2 separate regions of the Homo sapiens genome follow, and region 1 is linked to region 2. A link is an interaction called in ENCODE POLR2A ChIA-PET data of the cell type or tissue named here. Cell type or tissue: Caco-2. All regions are shown on one strand. Each heading gives the region's core, and the rest is flanking DNA. Links, peaks and the distances in the headings are about the cores only. Region 1 overlaps KLHL35 (kelch like family member 35). Region 2 overlaps ARRB1 (arrestin beta 1).

What was found. Peaks named below come from ENCODE experiments on the same cell type or tissue, not always from the same donor. Only the 100,000 strongest peaks of a DNase experiment are listed, where the experiment ranks them.
Region 1: POLR2A ChIA-PET joins it to region 2 with 5 read pairs; 7 of 35 experiments call an interaction of 5 or more read pairs at or near these places.

The regions. Positions count from the first base shown.
Region 1 is chr11:75,420,345-75,425,712 of GRCh38, forward strand. KLHL35 (kelch like family member 35) reads right to left here. Exons shown (of 7, transcript NM_001039548.3): 5 at 5,049-5,237; 6 at 3,348-3,536; 7 at 2,050-2,424. The coding sequence ends at 2,236. It also overlaps a transcript of RPS3 not described here. Among named protein-coding and RNA genes, the nearest start is that of KLHL35, 10 kb to the right of the region's middle. In Caco-2, for the core only: no CTCF peak of the experiment used is centred there; a DNase peak (open chromatin) is centred at 2,237.
Region 2 is chr11:75,340,215-75,345,582 of GRCh38, forward strand. All of the region lies in intron 1 of ARRB1 (arrestin beta 1), which reads right to left. Among named protein-coding and RNA genes, the nearest start is that of MIR326, 7.7 kb to the left of the region's middle. RefSeq lists enhancers at 307-1,170, 534-723, 1,171-2,034. In Caco-2, for the core only: no CTCF peak of the experiment used is centred there; DNase peaks (open chromatin) are centred at 2,520, 2,897, 3,467 and 4,817.

The sequences.
Region 1 (5,368 bases), core at 114-5,113, 80 kb after region 2:
CCTCTAGGGTGGGGACAGTATCCCATCAGACAGGGATTCCCCATGGTGCAAATGATGGTCTCTCCTCCTTCGACACATCTGTGCTGCACTCAAGCCATTTGTCAGGTTAGCAGAGCCTGGGGGAGGCAGTGTGGAGAGAGCTGGCTTCGGAGATAGCTGGGCCCAGGTCTGAATCCTGGCTCTGCTGCCACTTCCCAGCCCAATGACTTTAGTCACTTCACCTCACAAGGCTGAGTCTCTGTTTCCTCATTTGTGAGGGGGCAGGCGGGCGGCAATAGTGCCTGCCTTACACTATTACAAGATTTAGTGTAGTCAGTGGGAAGCCTTGTTCCAGGCGCTGGAGGACACAGGTGAAACTGACACCTTTCCTGCCTCAAGGGGAATCCTATGGGTGTGTCAGGGGAGACTAGAGAAGTCACATAAAAGAAAGACCTGGCCATGTGCCCGGTGATAGAGGAGGGCAGCGGATAAGGAAGGGGCACAAGGAGAAGAGGCAACTCGGGTTGAGGTTATAAGGTGGGCCTGGGCAGACAAAGGAGAGGGCACGTGCACGAAAGCGCACTGGAGGCACGAACAGTCAGCATGGGGTAAATGGGGCGCCCTGCCTGGCATGTGGGAAGGGTCCAGCCAACTAAGATGCCCACTTGTTTGGGAGGAGCGTGCCCTGGATCTGCCCCTGCCTTTTCCCTGGGTAGGCCAGTGATATGATGCCTTCTTTGCTTTGTCCTGAGCGTTCCCCATAGGGTGGGCGCAGGCAGGCTAACTGTCCCCACTCCCCTCCTCCACTGCCATTATCAGCTGTGTCCAGATGGTCACAGGCTCCCTAATCTGGGATAATCGGCGGGTCGGAGCTCAGCTGGGACCCGGGCCTTTACTCCTGCCATGATGGGCCGGCCCCAGCTGGAGAGACCCTGTAGACAGGGCCCTGGGGCTTTGGAAGATGGGGTGGGATGTGGGGCTGGCTCTGTGCTGAAGGGAGATGCAAGGAGCAGATGATCGCTCTTCTTCCAAAGGCAATCTGAGTACAAATGAGGGGGAGCCTGCAGCTGGGGCCTGGCCAGCTCCTCCAGGCCTCACAGCGATATGCACAGAGCCTCGCAGAATCTGTCTATGGTGTCTTTTGTTCCCTTTCTCTCCCTCTCTGAGCTCACCCCTCCCTACCCAGCAGTTTGTTGCTGCCCCTAGAGCCCCAGGCTTATAATGACATCAGGGGCTTGTGCCCCCATTGACGTTGGACACCTGACAGATTCAGGTGCAGAGCCAGGGTGACTGGCTTCTCAGAGGCCCATGGCTACGGTGCCCCCACCCTGGGCCTGCAGTTTGCTGTGAGCCTCCACTCCGTAGTTGTTCAGGGATCCATAACTGTTTTTGTTTTGTTTCAGCCTCTTCCATGAGTGGGGAGCCCGCTGCTTGTCTCCAGCTCCTAGCAGTGAGTCCTGATAATCTCAAATTTAAGGACAGTAACTTTGTCTGGGATGAGTGTGGGAAAGGATGTGTTTGGGAACAGACGCGAGCCTGCAGAGGTGTTTGTAACCATCTCTTTCTAAGTGGTGGGAAGCAGACATTTTATTCTTTAACTGTTAATATATATAGTGTGTGTTTTTTATGCATGAAATATTTTATAGTTTTTAAAAATGCCCACACTACTATTTTGAAAGTAAATGAGGTAATGTATGTGTCAGAACCCAATACCCAAAGCGATCGTAGTAAGAGGTGGGGCCTTTGGGAAGGCATTAAATTGCTTAGGGAATGAGGGTGGAACCCTCATGAATGAGATTAGAGCCTTATAGGAGAGGTTGGAGGGAGTTGCCTGGCCTCCCTCTCCCATGTGAAGACTCAGCAAGAAAACATTATTTAGGAAGCAGAGAGCCCTCATCAAACACCAGATCTGCTGGCCACCTGATCTGGCACTTTCCAGCCTTCAGAACTGTGAGAAATAAATTTCTGTTGTCTATAAATCACCCAGTCTAAGGTGTTTTGTGATAGTAGCCCAGACAGACTGCAATGGTATAAAAGTGCTTCATCAAGAGTAAACACAGGGAGCAAATATTAGACATTCCATCTCCAGGCAGGGCAGACTGCAGCTGGAACACAGACCCAACAAGATTTTATTTATACAAGAAAAGGGACCATTAAGTTAAGGGCTGTTTGCGTGGAGGTGCCATGAGGGAGCAGAGTGTGCATCTGAGCTCCGCCTGCCTCTCCGCCTCCTGGCTCAGGCTGTCCAAATCTGAATCACCTGCCCAAGCTCTGGATGATGGTGACACAGCCGTGGGAGCTGGTGCAGCGCTGCAGGGATGGCTGGACCTCCACCTGCCCACTGCTGGGGTCAAAGGTGAAGACCTTATCGGTGCTTTCTCCGCGATCATCCCGCCCGCCAAGGATGTGGACCTTCCCGTCACACACAGTGACTCCACAGCTTTCCTGGGTGGACAAACAGAAAGACAACTATCAGGTCCAGCCTGGGGCTTCCTCTGTCCCTGCCTGGCCAGGCCAGATAATAGAACCTTGACCCACAGACTGTGAACAGGCAATCTGGACTGTAGAGAGGCAGGAAACTGGATGGACCTGAGTTCCAGCTCTAGCTTGACCCTTATTCAGTGAATGGCGTTAGGCAAGTCACTTAACCTCTCTGGACCTCAGTTTCCTCATCGGCAAAGGGAGAAGAACTAAAGTGCCTTCTTCACAGGGTTCCCTTAACAGTTAATGGAAGTTAAGCATATAAAGCATTTTACATAGAGCCTGGAATGTGGTAAGCACACCAATAACAATAATCTCGACTGCCGCCATCTTAGAATCTCAGACTCAAGCCAGAAATCTCACCTCTAAGGTCACCAAAGGTCAGAACTGGCAGAGACCTCCAGTCCAACCATATCTGTGTAGTCTCTGGAGTTTCAGGGGATGGAGAAGAAGGTAGGGGAGGCAGGGAATTGCAGGGGCCAGAGCTTCCAGGACTTGGGCCTCCCTGCTCTGATATCACTAGAGCAGACCTTAGCAACTCCCTTCCCCACATCTTACCTCATGATTGGTTACTAGCAGTGGCCTTCGGGGCAGGAGAGACCACAGGGTCATTTGGACCAAATCCCCACTCAAAGCTATAGCACTTGGGACTGCAGGGTTCTAGGCTCTGCCTTAACAGGGCCTAGTTGTTGGCCTGGGCCAGGTGCTGAACCTCTCTAAGGCCAGTCTCCTCATCTGTGAAATGCATGGTTCACTATCACTGTGAGGATGAGCTAGAGAGTGATGTATAATAAAACCACCTAGGATGGAGTCACAAGATTCACAAGCTCCAAGATCCAGAGCCTTAGAAGCGGGTTCCGCTCTCCTGCCTTGAAGCCTCCACTTACCACAGGGCTGGGGAGGACAGCTGCCTCCCCCCACACATCTGTGCCTGGATCATAGGTGAAGATTTTGCTCATGAGACCCCCCATGACATAGATGGTGTCCTCAAGGGAGACAGCCTCGAGACACCGCTGTGAGAAGGGTGCTGGTGACCGCAGGCTCCACCGGTCCTCCTTGGGGTCAAAGCACTGCACCTGAGGGGCAAGAGCAGCAGTGGTGAAGACTCACCGCCCCCCCCAACAAATGCCCCACCGCCCACATGCTGCCACCTCTCCCCCCGGGGGCACTCATTCAAAACGACATTTGCCAGTGTCCACCAGGCCTGAGCCAGCATCTGGGAGGGAGGGGGAGGTCCACCGTCCCTGCCCTCAAGGGCTCTTCATCTAGTTCTATGTTCTGTCCTCTGCCTCTGGACTCCCTTTGTCAAAAGCCTCCTCATCTTTCGAGGTCCTGCTCAAATGCCACCCCATCCTTAAAGGTCTCCCTGGTGTTCCCCCCTCCCCTCACCCCTCAACACACACACACAGGAACAGTCTCTCCTTTGATGGAGAACACAGTCGCCTCATGTTAGATTAATCATAGAGCACATCATACTGAGCTGGGAGAGGTACTGTCTGCTTTAGGGTTATAGAGGGTCCTCAGAGCAGACCCCCGACGGGGATGTGTTCCTAGCTGCATACACTGTCAACTCCCTTCTCTTTTCCTGGTGCTCTCAGGTCATTAGATTCTAGCTGAGGTGTCTTGCAGCCCTATTTCTACAGCTGTCCACATGCCCATGGGTGTTTCTGATGCCCTTAACAGTTTCTGTATTTAGCTGCCTGCTCACCTCACTCTCTGTTTCCTCAACTGTTTCCTTGGAGACCCCCTCCCCCCACAGCAGCCTATAACAAATCAGTGCTGCATGGATGGTGTTAAATGGGGCCTCCCACCATGAGTGCCTATCACTCAGCTCCAGGAGGGTTTGCTGGAAGAATGTGGTCAGGGAATAAGGAAGCGTGGGCACCCTAATTTGGGAAAGAGTCAAGTCCTAGGACCACAGGCTTATGAGGCCATCAGGGGAGGGAAGGAACTGCTATGATAAATATTTTTATTTGCAAAAAGCCTAAATGTCCCAACAATAAAAGATGAGTAGACTCTAGTTCATCCACCATGTGGAATAGTACAGACATTGAAATGATGGCTGTAAAGTTGATAATCACGTGGAAAATGCTCATACCTAAATTAGAATAAAATGCAGAATGCAAAATTCTAACAAAACAAAACTGTAAGAAAAACAAAAATCAATTCAGTGGAAGCCTGTAAGGCAACACACCAAAATATGAATAGCAGCTCTGCCTAGACGGTGGGATTATGGGTTTTTTTTTTTTCTATTTTTCTGTGTTTTCTAAATTTTCAGTAGTAAGTGTATTGTTTTTGGAATGGAACAAAAGCATTTTAACTATCTTGCCCTCAATTTTTAAAATGTATGAAACTTACATGGCACCAGCCCAAACATTTGAGTCCCAGTGTGCTGCTGACCCACTGTGTGACCTTGGGGTCATTTTTCTGCTCATTTCCTTCCCTGAAACATGGAGGTGACTGGTCTGGGCTGTTGATGGGATTAAGTGAATAAATGGACAAGGGCATGGAAACGCCCAATTCTGCGCCTGGCACACAGTGGGCACCCCAGCCTTCAACGCCCTCTCGCGCCTGAGGCCCACGCCCACCTTGTCCGTGTTGACGCCGCCCTGCCTGGCGCCCCCAATCACGAAGAGCTTGCCCGCGCAGGACGCCACCGCCGCCGAGCTCACGGCCTCCGGGAGGGGCGCGGCGGCCGCCCAGGTGTTGGAGAAGGGGTCGTAGCGCTCCACGCTGTGCAGGCGCCTCAGGCCGTCGAAGCCACCCACCGCGAACAGCTGCAAGTGAGGACATGGGCCGGGGAGCCGGGTGCCAGGGCCTTAGGGCCCTCGGCCTCATCGCTTCAGTCCTTACAGTCTTTGAGCTGGAAACTATCCCTGTCCCCAACCCAGTTTCAGGACCAAACTGA
Region 2 (5,368 bases), core at 304-5,303:
GAGGCCTGTTTCCTCTAATGAGGCTTCCCCGCTTTGCAGCTCTGCTCCCAAGAGAGTTGGAGGGGACAATGCTCAGAGCCAACCCCAGAGGCCTGCACTGAGGAAGCATACATGGCTCACCATTCTACACAGTGTGGGCGGCACTACCACTATCCAAGGCAGGGGGATGCTCCCCACGACCTTCTGGGTGCAGGAATTCTGAGCAATGCAGCACCTCCTCCAAGGCCCCTCTGGGGAAACAGGGAGGAAAGGAGCAGGGAGGCATGCTCAGTTATGTAACCAGCTGCCTTGGAGTCAGAGTCCCTGGCATATCTCAGCCCAGCACTACGAGGAGAGGCTGTGGGGGCTGGGGGTCTTTCTTCTCTTTTGCTGCCTCCTCCAGACCTGGCAGACCCTGTAGCAGGCGCTGCTTTCCAAGTGCCTGAGCTCCAAGCAGGCACCTCCTACTTGGGGTTGGGAACCAGGAAAGCTGTTGTTTTCTGAGTGTGTGAAACAGTGGCCTGCTGGCTCCCTTGGCAGAAAGCCAGGCTCGGGGCTCTGCACAGGGGTGAGGGTTAAGAAAGAGGAGCCTGGGGCCAGGATGCCAAGGGACTTCCCTCCACAACCGCCCCCAGCTTCCTGCTCCCCAATCTCTCCCCACTTCCTCCTAGAGAATCTGCCGTGGGTGAGGGGCCAGAGGGGAGTGGCGCCAGCAGCCCCAGCACCACACTGCTGCTGCTGGCCCTGGGCAATCTCACTTCCCTTCCTGCCTTCCTTGGAGCTTCTCCGCTGGCCGGCACAGCCCCCACTCCCTGTGCCCCCACCCCCGCGCACTCAGCTGTGTACACTACCCTGGACCATGGAAAAGAGGGATGAAAGAGGAGGAAGGGGACATGGGAGAGGGAAGGAGCTGAGATCCACCCTCAGTCTTGAATGATGATGGCTTTTTTGTTGTTGTTGTTGAGACAGAGTCTCACTCTGTCACTCAGGCTGGAGTACAATAGTAAGATCTCAGCTCACTGCAACCTTCACCTCCCGGGTCCAAGCAATCCTCCCACCTCAGCCTCCCTGGTAGCTGGGATTACAGGTGTGTGCCACCACACCTGGCTAATTTTTGTATTTTTAGTAGAGACGAGGTTTCACCATGTTGGCCAGGCTGGTTTCGAACTCGTGACCTCAGGTCATCTGCCCACCTCAGCCTCCCAAGAGGCTGGGATTACAGGCGTCAGCCACCATGCCTGGCCGACAATGGCTTTTTATGAAGCCCTTACCCTCTCTGCCCACAGAAACCCCATTAATATTATTATACCTATTTCCCAAAGGAGAAAACTGAGGCCGGAGAGTTTAAGACCCAAGCTGAAGGTCATGGAGCTAGCAAGTGAGCAGTAGAGCAGAGTCTGCCTAACTCTGAATTCCAAACTCCAAACCTCCTGCCTCTAGCTCTGGGAGCCCCTCCTCCACACTCTCTGAGGGTGCTACTTGGGCAATTCCTACACAGATGGAAATGACACTGCCCAGCCCTGGGGAGGGAGCCCTCGGCCTTAAAGAGTCCCTCGCTGAGGACTAGTTTGGGAACCACAGGACAGTCCCAAAGACAGGACCAAGGCTCAAGGGCAGGACATGCTTGGGGAGCCAGGTGGGCAGACTGCTGCTCCCAACTGTCTTCCCTTCCCACCCAGTCTAGGCTGGCTCAGACTCCTACACTGTCTGCCACTTCCAGAAGGCAGGGCTGCCAGAGGCCAAGCTGTCCCGCCAGAATCACACTGCTGCTCACGCCCTCTCCCCTCCTAACGAGAGAAGGAAAGGGTCCTAGGGAGGAGCCTCTAGGCCAAAGCCTCTCCTACTTCCTGCTTGACACATAGAGAAACTGAGGCCCAATGAGGAAAAGCAGCTTGCCTATGGCAGCACAGGGACAGTGAAGAAGTGAGATCCCTGTCTCCCAGGCCAGAGCCCCTTCCCTCCATTCACCCCACTTGGGTGCTCTCCTCAGATGGCACCTTTGGGCATCTGCCCACTTCTCTCCCTCTTTCTCACCTTCCCTCTGCACTTCCTGCTTCCCTCTCCGAGCCCTGCTCTGCAGACCCATTTCTGAGCCTCCCCTGTTACATCTCCTCCCAGCCTCACCACCTCACCCCCCTTCCCTCTGCTCTGGGCCAAGGAGCAATGCTTGGGTGGTTTAATTAGCTGATTATGACCGCAGCCTGCTGGATGCAGTGCCCAGAATTCTGTCCCCAGTAATTAGGTGGGTTCTGAGTACTTGCCCAGTGGGGAGCCGATGGGGAGCTCTGTGCTCTGCCAGCCAAGGGAGGCTGTCCAGCTGAATAAAGAGCTCCTTGATCACCGGTGGGTCATCGGAAACCATGGTCCCCTCCTCAGGCCGGGTCAAACCACACTGGAGGGACTGCAGCCAGACCCAGATGTCCATCCTAAGGAGGGACTCCCTACTCTCCCATGCCACTGCCCACACCCGGGAAAGGCTCAGTACATGACTGAGGATGAGGATGAAGAATGGAGCGCGCCCTCCAGAGGCCGGGAGAGAATGGCTCCGTGGCCGGGGCACCTATTTAGGAAGTAGGATTGGACCAAGTAGACAGAGAGGCGCAGCAGGAACAAAGGCCCTGAGGCGGGAATGAGCCGCCAATCCCCTTCCCAGAGAGCTCTGGTTGTCAGAAAATACAGTCTTCAAGCAAGGTAAAGCTGAACATCCAGTGACCTCTGCCCTTTAGGTCACAAAGAATAATCTAATTCCTATGGCTCTGGGCTACTTTGAGATATTTTGAAATCAGCAATGATGTCCTATGGTCCTCACCAACCACACTGCCCACCCCCTAGAGTATCTCCTCCCAGCGAAATGCCTTGGCTGAACAAATATTTATGGAGCTCAGCGGCATGCCAGGTCTGCGCAGGTGCTGGGGACAAGCAGATCCAGGGTGCTCTTGAAAAGTTCTTGACCTCACAAGATGACATCATCACGAGTGTGCAAATAACCAGGACCTATGCAGGGAGGGAGGGATGAGTGCTGAGAGAGAGAGATTACAAGAAGGTCACAAAGCGCTGGGAATCCAGTGAGGGCTTCCCAGAGGAAGAGGTGTATGTGATCCAGGCCTTGAAGGATGGGACAGCTGTTGTATGTGGTCAAGTCAGCAATCAGGTACTGAAAGCCAGCAATAATACAGGCTTGTAATGAGGCCTTGGGAGGCTCAAAAAAATGAATCAAACAGGGTCCTTCCCTGGGGGAGCTCACAGCTGGGTTAGGGAGGCAGGGCCGGTGAGACGTCATATAAGCGATAAGAACCGCATAAAACTGACCTTGCACAGGGACTTTCTTTGCTTTATCTTACTTAATTTTAACTCAGTCCTCATGACAACCTACTACCCTATTTTACAGATAAGGGAGCCACAGCAGAGAAAGGGTTAAGTAATCAGGGAAGCCACCCAGCTGGTAAGTGTCAGAGCTGGGACTGGAAACCAGGAAATCTGGTTCTTCCAAGAGCCTAACCGCTATGCTAATCTGCTAATAATCCATGCTAATCAGATCACCGAAGGGCCTGCAGGTGCCCAGAGGAGGCCCCAGAGCAGCAGAGAAGGCTTCCTGGAGGAAGTGTTCCTGACCTGAGTATTTTTTTTTTTTTAAGACAGAGTCTTGCTCTGTCCCTCTGTCGCCCAGGCTGGAGTGCAGTGGCGTGATCTCGGCTCACTGCAAGCTCCGCCTCCCGGGTTCATGCTATTCTCCTGCCTCAGCCTCCGGAGTAGCTGGGACTACAGGCGCCCGCCACCACGCCCAGCTAATTTTTCATATTTTTAGTAGAGACAAGGTTTCACCGTGTTAGCCAGGATGGTCTCGAACTCCTGACCTCAAGTGATCCACCCGCCTCGGCCTCCCAAAGTGCTGTGATTACAGGCATGAGCCACTGCCCTGGACCTGCTACAGATGCTTTATGTCCCTGGAGGTGAACATGACTGCTGTTCAAGGACCTGATACCATGGGAGACAGCACTACCCTTTCGAGCAGTAGCCAATTCCTTCCTGGCCGCCAGCACCCAACACCCATCCCCACCCAGGACACACTCCCTGGTGGTCTCAGTCCCACTGGCCTGTAGCAGAGGCCTGAGACTTTGGCCGCCCAGAAGAAAGGTCACTCCTGGACCTGCTAGCAAAAGGGCCTCTCACCTGATTTGACTTCACAGGGAAACTAGGACCCAGAGAGGGTGCATGTCATGCCCAAGGTCACACAGCAATAAGTAAGCAGTAGAGCATGCCTCTGGGACCATTCTGAGATGGTGAGCCACAGCAGTCTACTCCCCACCCCTCCCCTGGCCCTATGCCAAAACCTGTCCATGCCCTTTGCACAAGGCAGGGGCAAGGGTGAAGAGGGAACAAACCTAGCAGAGGTTTGCTCACCCTCTGTCCAACCCTCTGTTCTCCAACCCCCTACTAGGACTCAAACCACCCCTAGGATGGACGCATCCTGCACACGGGAAGGCAGAAGAGAAGGTGCCCAGGAACCATCTGAGATGATACCTATTCTAATCCCAGGGCTCATGTGGGAGACAAGGCCCCAACTTCAGGAGCCCCCAGTGTGATGGGGGAAGAAAGGAAGAAAGAGTTCAGTCCAGTTCGACAAGCCTCCCTGCAAGGCTGAGGGAAGGGTGTGGCCGCACAAGGACCAAGTGAGTTGGTTGTGGGCTACAGGCCCAGGGCCAGCATGAAAGGGACCTCCTGCCTCATCCAGGCCCATACACGGGCTGTTGAACCACTGAATGGTTCAGACATTGCATCCTGCCTCCCGCTGACTCGACATCAGTCACAGTGCTTCCAGTGCTGAAGGCCCTTTAGACCAGCAGATCCCTCTCCAGGTGCAGGGAGGCAGAAGCTCAACTGTGGCCTCAGCCAGGTGCCGCCCAGCCCCAGGCAGAGGAAAAGCTGTTCAGTTCCTGCGGTGACCTTAGTCACACACAATTCTGGGGACCTGTCTTGTCCAACTCCCAGGGGCTTCATCTGGCACCAGGTCTCCTGGGAAGGAACAAGCAGTTCTTCTGAAGTGGGGCTAAAGATGGGGCCAGTCCCAGGAAGGAGGAGGCGCGTCTCCCGAGAGATGACCCTGCCAGGGCCCCTTAGGGAAGGCGGGAGGGGGCTGGGACAACAGAGTCCTTTGTTACCCTCTCAAAAGCAGCCACCCTGTCCTGCCAACCCCCTCTGTTCTCCAACCCCCTACTAGGACTCAAGCCACCCCTGGGACAGGAACCATCCTGTCCACATAGGAGGGAAGAACACAGGGTGCCCAGGGACCATCTGAGACGATACCTGTTCTAATCCCAGGGCTCACATGGGAGACAAGGCCCCAACCTCAGGAGCCCCCGGTGTGATGGAGGAGACATCCTTCCTTCAG